Regions from separate parts of the Mus musculus genome. Here region 2 is linked to region 1. Evidence: chromatin loops called from intact Hi-C (ENCODE). Cell type or tissue: heart. All regions are shown on one strand.

Evidence for each region. Peaks named below come from ENCODE experiments on the same cell type or tissue, not always from the same donor. Only the 100,000 strongest peaks of a DNase experiment are listed, where the experiment ranks them.
Region 2: it touches region 1 in a loop (2.3-fold over the local background); 10 of 42 quality-filtered maps call a loop at or near these places.

Annotation. Positions count from the first base shown.
Region 1 is chr10:13,978,980-13,986,979 of GRCm38, reverse strand. The region is part of intron 1 of Hivep2 (human immunodeficiency virus type I enhancer binding protein 2); the gene reads right to left. Among named protein-coding and RNA genes, the nearest start is that of Hivep2, 17 kb to the right of the region's middle. In heart, a CTCF peak has its summit at 4,083; DNase peaks (open chromatin) are centred at 3,149 and 3,889; H3K4me3 peaks cover 1,238 bases; H3K27ac peaks cover 1,487 bases.
Region 2 is chr10:14,042,828-14,050,827 of GRCm38, reverse strand. All of the region lies in intron 1 of Hivep2 (human immunodeficiency virus type I enhancer binding protein 2), which reads right to left. Among named protein-coding and RNA genes, the nearest start is that of Hivep2, 80 kb to the right of the region's middle. In heart, CTCF peaks have their summits at 2,112 and 3,711 (motif pointing right); DNase peaks (open chromatin) are centred at 2,227, 2,937 and 4,877; H3K4me3 peaks cover 575 bases; H3K27ac peaks cover 4,619 bases.

The DNA.
Region 1 (8,000 bases):
ACTTCTTTAACAGAAAATTAGTTCTACAATGTCAAGATATTGGCCACTTCGAAGACGTAACACTTCCCTGTGCTCCTTTTTATATAGCTGATACAGAACTGTGGCAGAGTTACAGCCAAGAAGTAAACCATGAATATTCCTTCCTGTTTATTCAGATACATATCTGTCCCTTAGTTATCTTGGTATCTCCCAAGTTTTGCCTTCCAAAGGTCAAGGCACTCTGAGCTGGCCTTGCCCCAGTCCAGTGTCACAAGCTAAGTGGCTCACAGTTTTACTTCCTGGCAATACCAATAGTGGCAGTCCATTCTAGTACCATCCAGATAACCACCTAAAGTAGGAGGAGCTGCCCCAGCAACCAAGACCCCATGACCAACACCAAAAATGCTAACTCATTTGACAATTCCCCAACTATGAGGTAACCAATTCCCAGTGTATAAAATCTTGTCACAGTCATGGATAGACCCTCAAGATTATCTATTGTGTTTGCAGGGCCCGGACAAAAAGAAGATACTGAGGTCCTTGTTTAAAATTTAAAAATTCAGGCCTACTACAATGGAGTCAAACTTAGAGCCCCGCTGATCCTGGGCTCCACTGTGATTGTACAGGTGGCCAGCAAGGTGAGACCTGCCCTGTTCAGCACTTCACTAGGCACTGGGTACAGGCACAACCCATCATCCTGACCTCTAGAGAATCAGCATCAGCAATCATGTTGGAATCACATTTGGTTTTGTTTGTTTGTTTGTTTTTAGACACAGGGTTTACTCTGGGTAACCTTGGCTGACCAGAACTACTCAAGAGATCGGCCTACCTCTGCCTCCTGAATGCTGGGATTAAAAGCAGGCACCACCAACCACTAGGCATATTTAAACTCTTAAAGGCACTTCAGATCTCAGACTGATAAGTAGAGCCTACAGGTTAAGTGCTGGTGAAAATCATTCTGCATCAAGTGGGCTGCTTGCCACCTCCCCCTAAAATGTCTCCTCTTGTAAATCAATAGGGTGATGCAATTTTTTTTTAAAGACTCTCATTAGATGAAAAGCAGTTTGTCAATGACTAACACAGTAAGTGGAGCACCAGGCCTGCAGGACTGCCAAGCATCCTGTGTCTCTCAGTACTTCCATTTAATAAACATTTATTGTGCACCTATTATGCTTACATTTCATTTTCAGAAGCTCAGGTATTGTTTCGTTGTTGCTGAATTTAAAATTACTTGACAAAGAGAATGCTGAAACTTGGCCAGGAATGTAAAATGCATCTGACACCCGAGAGATGACCACAACATTTTTCTCCTACTGCTCCTCCATTCAGCGCCTGTACATGGAGCCAGAGCTCAGGGTGGGGCATGGCTGGAGGCATCGGCGATAATGCGAGGACGGAGCAAACTCAGCCCTGATTGCAAGGTTCCTTAGGTACAGTAGAGAGCAAACCCTTTGTATAAGAAAATAAAAGTGTTCCAATAAATCACTTAAAGAAGCTTTAATTACGTTTTAAAAATGTTTCAAATTATAATTCTAAGTTCTTCTGCAGTGTTTTTATGATTTATTTTTTATTATTTATTTTATTTCCCTCCAAGAATGTAACTTCCCAGCTTAGAGTTGAAAAGACATCTTCTATTGCTCTCGGGGGAGCTGTCAGGCAGCTCTATGAAGGCATGTGAGCTTTCTGCACCATAGAAAGTATTTCCTCTGGCTGGAGAGATGGCTTAGTGGTTAAGAGCACTGACTGCTCTTCCAGAGCTCCTGAGTTCAATTCCCAGCAACCACAGGGTGGCTCACAACCATCTGTAATGGGATCCGATGCCCTCTTCTGGTGTGTCTGAAGACAGCTACAGTGTATTCATATACATACATACATACATACATACATACATACATACATACATACAAACATACATACATACAATCTTTTTTTAAAAAAAAAGTATTTCCTCCAAACTAGGCATATCTATTCATGGATGAAATGAAGCACATATATTTGAGCCACAAATATAGATCAAATGTTGGTTTGGATAAATATTATAAAAATTCTAATTTGGTACCACTCAGAAGGGCTCCTCATAAAATGGTTTTCACACAAGTGTATGTTACTCTCCTGACAATTATGAGATTTAGTTAATGAGTCTAAGGATCCTACTTAGCACCTCGAACAAGAAGGTGCATAAAAACTGGAGATTATTGTTAATTCAAATCTGGAGTAATTGATCCTTATTAATCGACTACTAAATAAATATCTGCATAATGCTAATGTCATACACGGACAAGCTGGATTTAGAAGTGGTTAAATCATACAGAAAAGCAATGGACAATGGGCTCAAACATAGTGTAACCTCAAAGATGAAATTCACATGTACTTCAATAGTTTACAGGACATCCAATGTACCTCCTGCCTATGTCAGTACAAGGACAAGAAAATCACCTCCCAAATTTAATCTTTTACTAATGTAACATTCTTCTATTCCACTGAGATTTTAATTCCCATGGTCTTGTTTGCTCTTCAAATTGTTAAACAATCAAGATTGCATCATGGGTGCAGCTGAGTGGTAGCAAGCTTGCCTAACATTCTTTAGGCTCTGTGTTTGATAAGGTGTGCTAGCATGTGGTAATGCCTACACAATGATGTCAGCCCCCCTCAACTACAACTTGCCCTGATTTTTATGCTCCAAGTTTATTTCCCTGAGTAGCCTTCTATAATCTGTAGAAGTTCAAAAGAAACAAAACTATCCTCCCACAGATACACACCAGAAAGAAAAAAACAAGCAAGCAAGCAAACAAACAAACCAAAGACATGATTTCAAGACCCACAGGTCTTACTTAAAACTCTTCTCAAATAGCCTTAAAGTTCTTCACTGCATAAATCAGTTGACAGTTCCCAAGGCTAATGACATCATATGCTACACACATGGGCTAATCATGTGAGGACATTTAAGCTACGCTTTCAAAAGCATAGGTCAGTGTAGCAGAACACAGAGAGTAAAGTGCGTGTTCCACAATATTCCTGGGGTTTAATAGAAACTACTACACAGTATTTTCATCTAACTAAAACTCTGTCAAGTGTTTGACATAAGAAACCTCAGTAGACCTCCCAGTGAACTTTGGCATTTTGGCCGTGTGGCCAGAAGAACAGTCTCCCATGACAAAGCCTATTCATGAGTCAGCCAGGGAAATAAGCACAATGCTTGCTTAGCTGACGGCTCTTCCCTTTATCGTACTGGCAAGCATGCGCGACACGGGCATCCGCGGTACTAAATTATAGATTGTATATCGTTCTAAAATGCAGTTTCAAGGGTTATGTAAACATGTCTTATTAATAAGCCTAGGTTGACGTGCTTTGGTTTCCGTTGTTTGAAGTCTACCAGGGAGAAAGAGATCAGCAAAATATCTGCAAATTCGAGATAATACATCCACAGCTACTGATGTATTACTGTCCTAAGTTTGCAAAATGGTTCATATTTAAAAAAAAAAAACACACAGAAAGAAAAGAAAACCTCACTTTACCTAAACAATGGCTTAAATGACTATGAAGGGGTCTGTCCTGCAGGGTCCCCAGGCCTGATATTTAGGTTTTGCCCCAGATGCCCTTGTCAGTATTTCCACAACAAAGTCAAAGGTGGCCTTTGGAAGGAGGGTTAAAGAGGAGGCTTCCTGTCAGGGCTTTACAACAGAGAATCAACAGAGGCCCTGTGAGGTCAGCATTATTCAGCACTGGGGCCTCCTTTCCGGGACCCCTCCGGATGCTCGGGGTCCCCAGGCTGGGCGGTCCGCGGCCAGTGCTCACCCTGGCTTTCCGCCCAGGCAGCCCCTGCCAGGCCTTGCACCCAGAGCCCTTGCGCAACCAGGGTGCTCCGCATGGGCCCCGAAACTAGGCCGGCTGCTAGAGCAGCGAGCCCCACTTTCTCCAGGCAGGAAGTGGGGAGGCGGAGAGCATTTCCTGTTGTGCACTGACAGCCAGGGAGACGTCATCGCAGTCAGCGCCTTCGGATGGCCGCCCCTGGGCCAAAGGTCAGCTGCCGGCAGGGCGGGGGCTCGCAGGCGGGGGCGTGCGCTGAGACTCCCGCTGCAACGCTGCGCCTCCCGGGTCTGCAGTCCCACAAGAGGCCACCTGACGCCTTACGGTCCTGCAGGACTCAACTCCCGCCCACCAACCCCCGCCCGGCCCCAGCAAGAAGAGGCATGCATCTTCAGAGGCTGAAGAAGCACTTTCCTTGCCCGATCCTGATTGCAGTTTCCCTAATAGGACTCTCTACCAGGAATCTTTTTTTTGTTTGTTTTGTTTTGTTTTGTTTTGTTTTTCGAGACAGGGTTTCTCTGTATAGCCCTGGCTGTTCTGGAACTCACTTTGTAGACCAGGCTGGCCTCAAACTCAGAAATCCACCTGCCTCTGCCTCCCAAGTGCTGGGATTAAAGGCGTCCGCCACCACACCTGGCTACCAGGAATCTTTTAAAGCATCAAAAGTTGCCTGCCCTCCCCCTTCCTCCCCTCGAGCCCCACTTTTTATCTCCAATATTGATTCCTTAAACAACTGACACATGGCAGAAATGAAAGCTGATTTCCATACTGCGCACCTCCAATGAAGTCGAAGACAAACAGGAAATGCTATGTTCTCATTAAATACCCACTGCACAGCATAAACTTCCACCTACTGAGGTCTTTAATGCTCGTAATTTATTTCTTAAAAGTCTCCTAAGATCTATTTGGTCTTGCTCTTACCCTGGATAATAACAACAAAAAACAGGACCAAAATATTTTAAGGGAAAAATGATCGATTTATAGTTTTTAAGCCACTGATTTTTTTTTTTCTTTAGCCTCAATTTCCAGACTTGTATTTCGTTTCAAGCCATAACCATGATAACCCTGGGTAATTCTACAAGTCAGTGGGTTAAGGTTAACAGTGGTTAAAAATAAGACCATAAGGTATTGTATAATTATTATGAAATAAAAACTGAAATAGTTTCCTTTCAGTTTGCTAATGAGATAGATTGTTAATTACAAGAAAAAATGATAACTTCTGTTCTCATGACAAACCAGTATGAAGGCACTGAACCACCGTCTCTAACATTTCAACTATGCAGTGTTTCGCAGGACATGATAAGAGACATTTACAGCCTTACATGATGACCTTCAGCAATGGTAATTTCTCAATATAAATCTTTGGAGTAGCAGGTCTTCCTCACTAACTGAAGCGGGGAGGCAGCAGTATACACACAGGTAAGCTGAATGAGAAATATCTATCTGCTCAATTTGCTATGAACCTTAAGCTGATCTAAGACATGATTTTTTAAACATATTTAGGGTTCTGTATACATTATTTAAGAAACAACTTCTCTAGCTAGGTGACCTAAAACTTGTGATCCTCCTGCCTCTAGCTTTTTAGTGTTGAGATAATAGGTATGTACCATTGCGATGCAGGGATCAAACCAGGTACAGTCTCCACCAGCTGAGCTGCAAGTCAGATCCACCACCTTCCCTTTGTTAAAGGGTACTAATTTTTTTATGCTAAATGGGCATAAACATGGAATCTGATGAATGTCAACTGCCATATTCAATCCTCACTGTCTAAGGCAATATCAAAGGATGCCATTATAGTGACCCAAAACCAATGTGTCTTTGACCACTCTTGTCTTTTCACCTTAACACCCTAAGAAAAAAGTAGGGTTTTTGCATCATCAGTTTAAATTTGCGTATAATTTACATAATATTAAAATATTCCATTTACTCAGCACATAATTAAACTGTCAGTCAGAAATAAGCTCTGAGTATTTAAATGTCCACTCAGCTGGGGAGCCAACAGACTTGTAAAGACCTGAACTATGCTCTATGTTACCTCTGCTCTGCTTCAGGGAGGCGATGCCTTACAGTGACTCTTGGCAGGGTCTAAGAGATAATCATTCCAAATTCCTTGTTTCCTTAGCATGGACACAACAACTTATAAAGTAAGTTTTCGATTCATTTTATCTTTATATGTATGGGTATTTTGTCTGCACCGCATGCATACAGTAACCACGGGTCAGAAAAAGGCACCGGATGCCCTGCAAGTAGATTAGGGATGGTTGTGAGCCACCACGAGGGTGCTGGGAACCAAACCAAAGTTCTCTGCAAGAGCAATAGGTGCTCTTAACCACAGAGTCATTCTCCAGACACAGACAGAGATACACACACAGCAACGTTTAAATCCCAACAGTGTCGAAGCATCCATCCTTGCATAGGGGAGGGAGCCTAATGTATCCGATCCCATGAAAACCTTCCGTGTTTTGTCCGTCTCCTGAGTGATCCCTCTCCTAGGAGTTTCAACACGTACCCCCATCTCAAGTGTTGTTTTATTGAGTAAGTCTGCCCTAAACATTTCTTTTGTTTTTCTTTTTTCTTTTTATGAGTGCGGATTGTTACTTACTCTTTCAAATCATGTCACTGGTATAAAATTAACAAGCCATAAGTTACAAGTGACTGCCCAAATACTATCTAGGGTCAGTGAAGATTTTATTCAAGCCTCATGCTCTCTGGTTTATATTATGTTCCTGATGATGACTCTGGAAAGAACAAAGGGGATGGTTAAAAATTCTCCTGTTTTATAATCCTAATTATGGACTAAATGAAAGTAATACTATTATAAGTTTAGCACAGACTGAAGATAGAAAGACCAGTATAGCAGCAATAAAGCATATCAACTTGTGAATAAACATATTAATTGTGAACACAGACCATAATATTGAACTATGGCGTCTTCTGGTTCAAGGTGCTTTTTCTGCTACATGAAAAAGAACAAATGAATGGGAAATACAAAGATACTGTACGGGATAACTGATTTCACACCTTCTCTTTAGAAACAGGGTAGGTAGCAAGGCAAACTAAAGCAGGTGTGACTTAGTCCCCCAGGACTACAAGGTGTCCAAGCACCATTTGTCTCCCGGCTCAGTGGTACCAGGATGAGGGTCCACCACCATCCCTTCAGACCTTACAGCTCTAGAAAGCTGTTAATATATGTTCAATTAGTGACAGGGTTAAGAAGCACACCAGTGTGTGACAGCTCACCTCCTTCGTCAGCCGCCATTTAACATTTCAGAACGGTAACTTTTAATTATAATTTATTTTATACATGCTAATAAAATTTAAATTATAGCTAAACCTAAACTATAATAATGGTTGAACATTGGTATCCTCACACACACTGAACGAATCCTGAAAATTAATGACACATATACTACGTGGTGTTTACACTATCCCCACGCAGAGTACACTTCTCCAAAAGCTAAAAATGTGAAGAAAGTTCAAACAGGATAATCTCCATAATCATTAAGAAATCTAAACTCAAAGTACCTATTCAGGAAATGAGAACTCTCAACTCCAGTAATATAGAGTCACTAACTCTATTATGAGGCTAATATATCATTTTTCAATATAGATTCATTTGTTCTATGACATGCATGCCTGCTTAAATATCGACTTCCCTGGCTATTCATCTTATCTACTAAGCAATGTAAGCAGGTAAATTCAAACTAGTTTTCCAGTAGACACCATAGGTAGTGCAGAGTTTAAGTCATAATATTTTAAGGTTGTTGCAAAGATGCAAAAAGAGCTACATATTATACTGCACTGTATTGGGGGGGGGGGTCACACGATTAATGTGCATGCATGAAATTCTTCCAATATTCTGCATCCTCATTTTTAATGAGCAGAAAACATTAGTTTACCTTATCTTAAAGAGATAATAAATTAATCTGAGCATGCCATTGGTATGTTTCAGAGGTAGGGAAGTGCAAAGGGGCAGGCCTGACTTACACCAGAGTGGACATCAAAGGATCCATCATCCACCTCTCTGCCTTTAAAACTGAAGTCATTATTTTGAGACAGCCACCCCATTTCAAGACAGGCAGTATATTCTAATGGCAAGCCGACACAGAACCAGTGTCTTTCATGTCCTGCTATTTATAAACGCAATCGGATTTCCTGCATAGGAATTTCTAGATACCTTCCTTTCGCCCGTTTATTGGTTGCACCTTTTTCAA
Region 2 (8,000 bases), 64 kb before region 1:
TTCGGTGCTGTCAGACGTGGAAAGAAGCTCAGTCCTGCACAGCCAGCACCAAAACCAAAACCAAAACCTATCTTACGCAGCTCAAACCACCGTTTTTCTTCACTCATTGTCTTAATTGATTTGGCTGTAAGAAGTGCCTGTTACTCTCTGATATCAACCTATCAGTATACTTGAGAGACTGTCTACACCTGTGTCCCTCTAGATGACTTGGCAAGCGGGTGCCATGACCTCTGTCTCTAGAAATGACCATCTATTCCTGCTGTCCTTGCTTAAGAGCAACAATGAAAAAAAAATACATGCTGCTCTTTTAAATTTTGCAGTAACATAATTATTGGAAAATGCCTGTAATTTTTCCAGGGAAAAATTAGCGTTTACTTTTCCTTTAAAAAATGTTCCCTGGTAGGTTGCCCGTGCTCCAGTGGATGGCCATGCACATATGAGCAATGCTAATTGGACCCAGTGGACTTAAAACCAAAACAAAAGGGCCTGGTGTTGGGAAGAGGGTATGGTATTAGAGACACCCAGGAGGAGAGGAGGGAAGGACTGGGAGGAGATATAACCAAGCACACTGTCCATTTGTACAAAATTCTCAAAGAATAAATATAAACACTCTATACAAATCTTCTTCATGATGAACTGGTTTTTTTCCCTTCTCATTTATTCACTGATTCATTCAACAAACAGACGTACAGTGCTGTGTGGCATGGTTCTGATGCCCACAGATCTCCGAACTACTGAAAACCAACTGTGACTGGTTGGTCCCATAACAAAGGACACACAGTGTCTGGATATTATTTAATGGCATGCTCTCTGAAATTCAAGACCGGAAGCCCCCAGAATAGGAAGTGTCCACCAGGCTAATATTTCATTTCTAACACTATCCAATGTCTCGGGGCAGCCTGAACCCAACTTTAAAATCATCAGTAAGGTGTTCTAGAAACTTTCCAAAGGAAGTAACTGGCTCAGCACTCTCACAGTCTCGCTTTGTCAACTGTGCCTGTCTACAGTGTCCATCTTGACAACTTTAGAGGGAAGGGAGAATGCACACAGGATAACGGGAACTCAGACCGTCTAGGGTCCAGGAGGAGGGGTCTCCTGGTGTGACACACTGGAGATTCCCATTTTCATCATTTGACGTACAAACAAGGACTTGGGGGTTTTGTGCTTCTCTTGTAACTAACCTTTTCTTAGTTTCATCACAAATTTGTACAGCATAGGTGGTCTGCTTTCTTTCTCTTTAAAGCTGAACTTGTCTGGTTATTTCTTACAGTCATTGGTCGTTGGGATCTCTATTCACAGTGACTATTCTTTTCTTCTCTTGGCAGACTGTGCATTTGGTAAAGATTGTGCTCCATGGCATGTCCAAATGGGATCGGAGGAAATATTTGCACGCTTCCTCTATTCCTTAGAAGAGGAGCAAGCCACAGCTGTTTCAATCTGTCAGCTCTCTAAGCCTGGGATGAAGGGGAAGGCTCTGCCCCACAGAAGCAGGAACTCTGACCTCGCTACCAAGAGCATCTCCCTGTAGCATTATGGAAAGCCTCACTTGTAATGGGTACCAGCTGGTCTATGCCACCTGCTCGCCTGTCTCTCATCTCCTCATCTTATTTAAAAAGAGTCACATTCCCCAAGTTCACTTTTATATCTAGCATTGGAAATCTGGACTGTTTCCCCTCTAGACGAATGTCACAAATGGTAACTGGCACTCGAAGCTACCCCTCCTAACGCTTACATAACCGGATTTAGAATTAGCCTAAGGCAATGTAATAAGAGTACCACAGAAACTGCCAACCGCGGATGGCACAGTTTCTTGCCAGATCGCCAAACTGAGGACTTGAGTCAATAGTGTATAAAACAGTCTTCCCCAACATAGGCCACAAAAGACCAGGAAGAACTATCAAATAAGCAAACATGTAAGAATAGCAAGACGCATTGTCTGGAGGCGTACACAGTGACCTGGCACTGCACTGACAGGGACACTCTCAATGGCTCCCGTCTTTGTCAGAGGCAGCAAGGTTGGTCCAGTTACTGGCAGCCACAGGGGGAAGAAAATTGAAAAGAAGAGACAGAAGAATTAAGTGAGTCAGAAGCATGGGCAGTCCTTGAGAAGGAAGTCCCAGCCTTTGGGAGAGGGGGAGAGGGAATTCCTGCCACAAGCCAGCAGGGGAAGTCCCCTGATAGGGATTGCTACTCACACAGTCACAGACTAGGAACTGGAATACTCACTATTTAGAAACTTAACTCTCCCCACCCTTGCGTTCCTACTTGGATCTTAAGTTCAGGCTTTGTGCTGCTGATAAACGTCTGGTTGGGGCTGGCAGATGCACAGGCTTCAGATTTCTTGATAGCCTATGGAGGCTTACAAGTGCAGACATTTTGCCTCCCAGGGGACATTGAGCAAGGGGCTCCTTCTGACTGTTAAGATTGGCAGGAGAGTAGGGTTGGGCTACTGTCATCCACTGGGTGGAGGACAGGGATGTTGGGAAATATTTTGCAATGCACAAGACAATCTCCCTACTGCAAGGAGTATCAACTCCACCATAAAGATATCACGCTTAGCAAAAAAAAAGGCCAGCCAAAACCAACGTACTGTTCAGACTCATCAAAGCGTGATACCTGATCTTTAATTAAGGATATGAAATTAAGGAGGCTGGCAGAGTACTCATCAATGTGGTGTCACCTGGATAAAAGTGAAGTTTTCTCTGGCAGGAACTCGGCATTCCTATGTACAGAGAAAGCACACCACAGCTGCTTCTTAAGTGTGTCCATAGACAACAACTGTGTTCCTCAGCCAGCTTCAAATGACAACCAGGAGCAGGAAGCAAACTCCAGACGGGCTGGATTACAGCCAGTCAGTATTAAAGCAATTAATTCTCCCCAGCAAAGGTCTTCCTGGGCCACTCTGCCACAAATGGCTACCTGACCCAGGCAGAGAATGTCAGCTCTCCCTGACCCCCTGTCTCTAGCTGAGAGTAGGTCACCTCCAACTTCCTTCACCAAGTCTCATCCAGCAGGAGGGGGCCTGCTTCCTTCTCACAGATAAGGAGGCAAGGATATGGATCCCAAGAAAGAAAATGAAAGTGAGCCGGGAACCAGGCTCCTACCATCTGCAAGGCAAGACTGCAGAGCCAGCCATCCCCTCCACCCTGACAGACAATGAATTATCCCACCCCCTCCACCCCTGCCAGAGAGTGAGCTATTCCACCCACCCCTGCACCCCTGCCAGACAATGGGCTATACCACCCACCCCCTTGACACCTCCACTCCTGCCATTGAATTATCCCACTCTCTCCACCCCTCATAACCCCTCCACTCCTGCCAGGCAGAGGGCTATCCCATCTACCCCCTCCACCTCTACCAGGCAGTGAGCTAACCCACTCACCCCCTCCACCTCTGCCAGACTGTGAATTATCCCTCTACACCTGCTCAATAAAGTCTCACACTTGAGAGAAAGGGTAACAGCAAGATAAGTTTGTGGTCAAATGATACAAAACTTTTGTGTTTACTGATCCTTTGGTGGGGAGCCCAGTATTGGGAATGACAGATGGGGACACTTTGCTCACACTATGCTAAGAAAAACAAAAGACATTTTCCTAAGAGTTCTCCTGAGTACTTTTTTTCTTTAAAAGAAATGTCTTTAATTTTAATTATGTATGTGCATGGCTGAGTGTGCAGATATGAGTGAGTGTAGTGCCCACTGAGGCCAGAAGAGGGCGTCAGATTCCCTGGAAGTGAGTTAAGAGGTGGTTGTGAGCTAGCTACCCTACATAGATCCTGGGACTCCAGTCCTTTTCCAACACCACAGCCCAAGTTTTTTATATTGTGCTCCATTCATAGGCTTAAAGGGAGCTGTCAAGATGGGGTAGTGCCGAAGGTACATTCTTAGGAGCATGGAAATAATTTTATTATATTTTTAAACATGAAAATGTACAGAAACCACCATGGAAGCGTGTACAAAGTGAATGCAATACCAATCCATTTTTTTTTTCCTGCCACTTCAACATTATCATAATGCCCCAGGGCTTTGTTTTCCCCACAGAAACACCAGATTTTAAGATGCATTTGAAATCTGAGTCTTGATAAAACATGTTTGTTTGCTAGTTCTGTTGTTAGCTTTTTTCCCCCCAGTAAGGGCTGGCACTTTTAGAACTATCTCTCATCTGCGTTTGAGTGTACTCAACAACTATTATCTCATTACTTTACCACATCCTGGGAAGGGCTAAGTGGCAGACAGCATCCATCCACTGTCCTCCCTTTTCACTAAGAAGCAGCAAGGGGTTAAAAAACCAAGACCTTCATACTCCCCAGATCCACTTAACTGCCCTGGCCAAGCTGCCTCCAAGGAGAGGAAAAAATATCTCCTTAGATCAGAATGGAGACAGGCTTGCTGTACAGTGCCCTTGTGTTAAACCTAAGAGACAGATGCAAGACGCTTACTCCTCTCTCGTGGTAAATAACTCCAACATGACTGATGCTCCACAGAAATCAATAGCAGGGACGATTGCCTTTTTTGGAACTGCCTGGGCAGTCAGCTGGAGAGGGGGCACTGCTAATCCCAGGCATGCTGCCTGGATCATGCACTGAAAACAGGCTTCACAAAAGAGAAGGGCGAGTAGCTTACTTATTAAAGAGACAACTGTAAAGTCTGATACAAACAGGCAAGCGTAAAGCCTCCACTACACAGACCCAAAGCTTGGCTTGGCAACCAAAAAAAAAAAAAAAAAAAAAAAAAAACCCAAAACAAAACAATAAGCAGTTGAAAAAGTCTAGCCCCCCTTCATCCCTGAGATGACACCGCCACTGAGAAACAGTCTGCAGAGAGGGCTGGTGGAGATGGGCTCCCCAGTGACCCAGAACCCACAGCAGGAAGTAGAGGGGAAGCCTCCTCCGCCTGTCTGACACTAACCCAGTGAAAGACTGCAGTGGAGACCATGGGGATTTCTCCTTTTGCTTTGGTTCTGAAGCAGCCTACACTTTCCTCAAGGCCAAAAGTCTAGCTGACAATTGCCTAAATCGTGTTCCCCAAGGTCGTTCCTTTCTGCACTGCCCACCAAGGCAAGGGAATCCATGTGACCTTGAGGAGGATGAAAGTCATTTCTGACCCCACTTTTAATTCTCAACTGATTTAACTGAAACCAGACACTGGGTGCCAACAACGAGAAGTTTAAAACATTGTACATGAAGCTTGGGCTGATGAGCAAGTCACAAAATGATATATACTAACACCCAGTGCTGCCTGTCAACTTAAAAATTAAAATAAAATAAAATAAAATAATGAAGACAGAAACTCTATCAGCTCCTTTACAACAAACAGGCCTGGTTCGTTTACAACTCCTGGAAATAACTCTGGGTCGGTCAAATGTTCTTATTTCATATGTTCTCACCGGCTTTCAGGACTGGGGCACATTGTTTCCCCAAACACCATCCGGCCATAATGACCAGGTTACCACTGATAATTATGCTCGCCTGTCTATAGGTTTGTCAGCTAAATGAATCCACAGACGCCCGTCATAATGAGCAGAATTCAACTTCTGCCACAGCTGGGCTGACCACATCACATTAGGAAAACAAGCTCTTTGCAATAACCAGTTCTGGGCATCACTGGTTAAAAAAGACTAGTTTCCTGTTTTTCTCAAAGACTTCACAATGTGGGTATTGCTATTTTTTACCCCACCCACACTTCTTCTCTTTAATTGCTGAAGATTAGATGCTGTAAACACCTAACCATGGGTAGTGTGTGTGTGTGTGTGTGTGTGTGTGTGTGTGTCTGTGTGTGTCAGGTGGGGTTTGTCCATTCCTAGCCAAGGCCTCACCTTGGCTGAGACAGGACTTGGGGATTCGGCATGAACTTCCCCGCAGCCTCAACTCAGAAAGCTGACCTTGGAGCTGGGCCTGAGCTAGGGAGGTGCTGCAAGCTCTGTGCTAGGTCCTTGTAGCTGACACCAGAAATGGCAGTTTGGGGGAGAAGACCACTTACAAGTGGAATTGCAACTCAGGTTTGCTAAGCAAATCCCACAGTTAAGAGTCTGGTTAAAAAAATAGTTACGAATCTATTTTTAAAAAAAAAAAGCAAGTATGAAATGCCAACCTAGCATCTACTTATAACCATGGAGAGGCGTCCTTCTCCCTCACTGGAAAAGGCTGCTTTCTTTTTCCAGGGACGTTTAAGGACATGTTTAAGGTACAAAACAGCATGGCTGCTCTGCTTGACCCCCACCACCTCAGTCAAGACCCTGTTCTAAAGTCAATTCCTCCCAGACCCTCCACAAACTTACAGGGGGCGTGTGTGTGCACGGAAGCACATAGCTGCATTTGTGCATCCCTGTCTGTCTGTCTGTCTGTCTGTCTGTCTCTCTCTCTCTCTCACACACACACACACATACACACATACACACACACACACACACACACACACACACACACACACACACACGTGAATGAGAAGGATGATCTGTGTCTGCCTCCTGGGGGAGTGGGGGAGGGGTGCAACAGAATGTGTGCATCACTGAAGCCAGCAGCCCCCCAGGCTGAGCCTAGGTAACAGCAAGCAATGGGTGAGTACTTCCTGAGCACTCAGCCCGGCCTCCAGCCTCCCACTCCGACTTCCGATGACCTGTGTCTCCCCTCCTCTGCCTACATTCTGGTCACCACGTCTCTGGAATCCCTCATCCTGCGTTCCTTTGCATCTGCCTTTCTCACAGACCAAGAGCTCTGAGAGGTTGCATGCGGCAATAGCCGCTCAGCAAACACCGGATGATCTGTGACAGGAAAGTCACTTTTGACTGACAACTTTGGAGTTAGTCAAGTACACAATCTATTTTTTTTTTAAATCTGGAAGAAAAAAGTCACAATTAGGAACAGATTTCTGCCTATAGCTCCTTGATCTAATATTGCGACTTTGAAGCTGTTTTTCTTTAAAACTTTTAAAATGTTTTCTTTAAAAGTCAATGAAGACAGGGGACTCCAGGGGAAATTAAAATCTTCGTTTTGAAGGAGTGAGGAAAAGTGGAGGTCCCAGTTTGAATCTTCAGAGCCTGCAAAAGACGTCAAGCACAATTTTGGCTACTCTAGAACTGGGATGGAGGAAAAATGGAAGCAAGCGCATTCATTCTCTTACTCTAGCCTACTCTACAAACACTGGGTTCAGTGAGAAACCCCATCTCAAAAATCAAGGTGGAGAGTGTTGAGAAATGTCAACCTCTGGCCCACGTGCATGCATACTCACACACACCCAGACATACACACACACACACAGACATACACACAAAGACACACACACACATACGCAAACACTTGCATGCTTACATGCATGCACTCACACACACACACACAGACATGTGCATGCATAAACACATACAGACATACACAGAGACATACACACACACACAGACACACACACACACATCACACACACACGCACTAGAGAAAGTGAAAACAGGTTTCGCCTTCTAAGTTATTTTAAAGGAAAAGGGTTCTAGCCCTTCAGATCTTCTGTATTTCTTTAAAATGGGTAAAAAAAAAAAAAAATCTAGGTCTCAATCAAAACACACACATATTGATTCTGAGTGACGCCCACTCATGTTAATCACAACCAAGAAGAGAAACACTGTGAAATAGGCCCTTTGTGTGGATAAATATGAAGAACTTCCTGCCCGCCTCAGGAATTTTTTAACTGCTTGTACGTATACTCATGACATTTTATGACTTATCCACTTCTGGGACTTCTACCACTGACAGTTAAGTAGGATCTACCCTTGACAATTTCTGAAACTTGAATAGGAGAAACAGAAGTTGTTACCCGCCATTTCATAGAAGACTTGGCTGTATTTTGAAGGAAAGTGAAACTCTGTGAAGACTCCATTTGCATACGTCTGCTAACTGGCAAAGGCCACAAAGGAACCACCTACCAATTAGTTACCAATGAGGCAACCAAACTCAAGCATTCAAACGCTGAACCCAAGCCTCAGAGGACAGCGATGGGCAGATGATGGCCTCTGCTT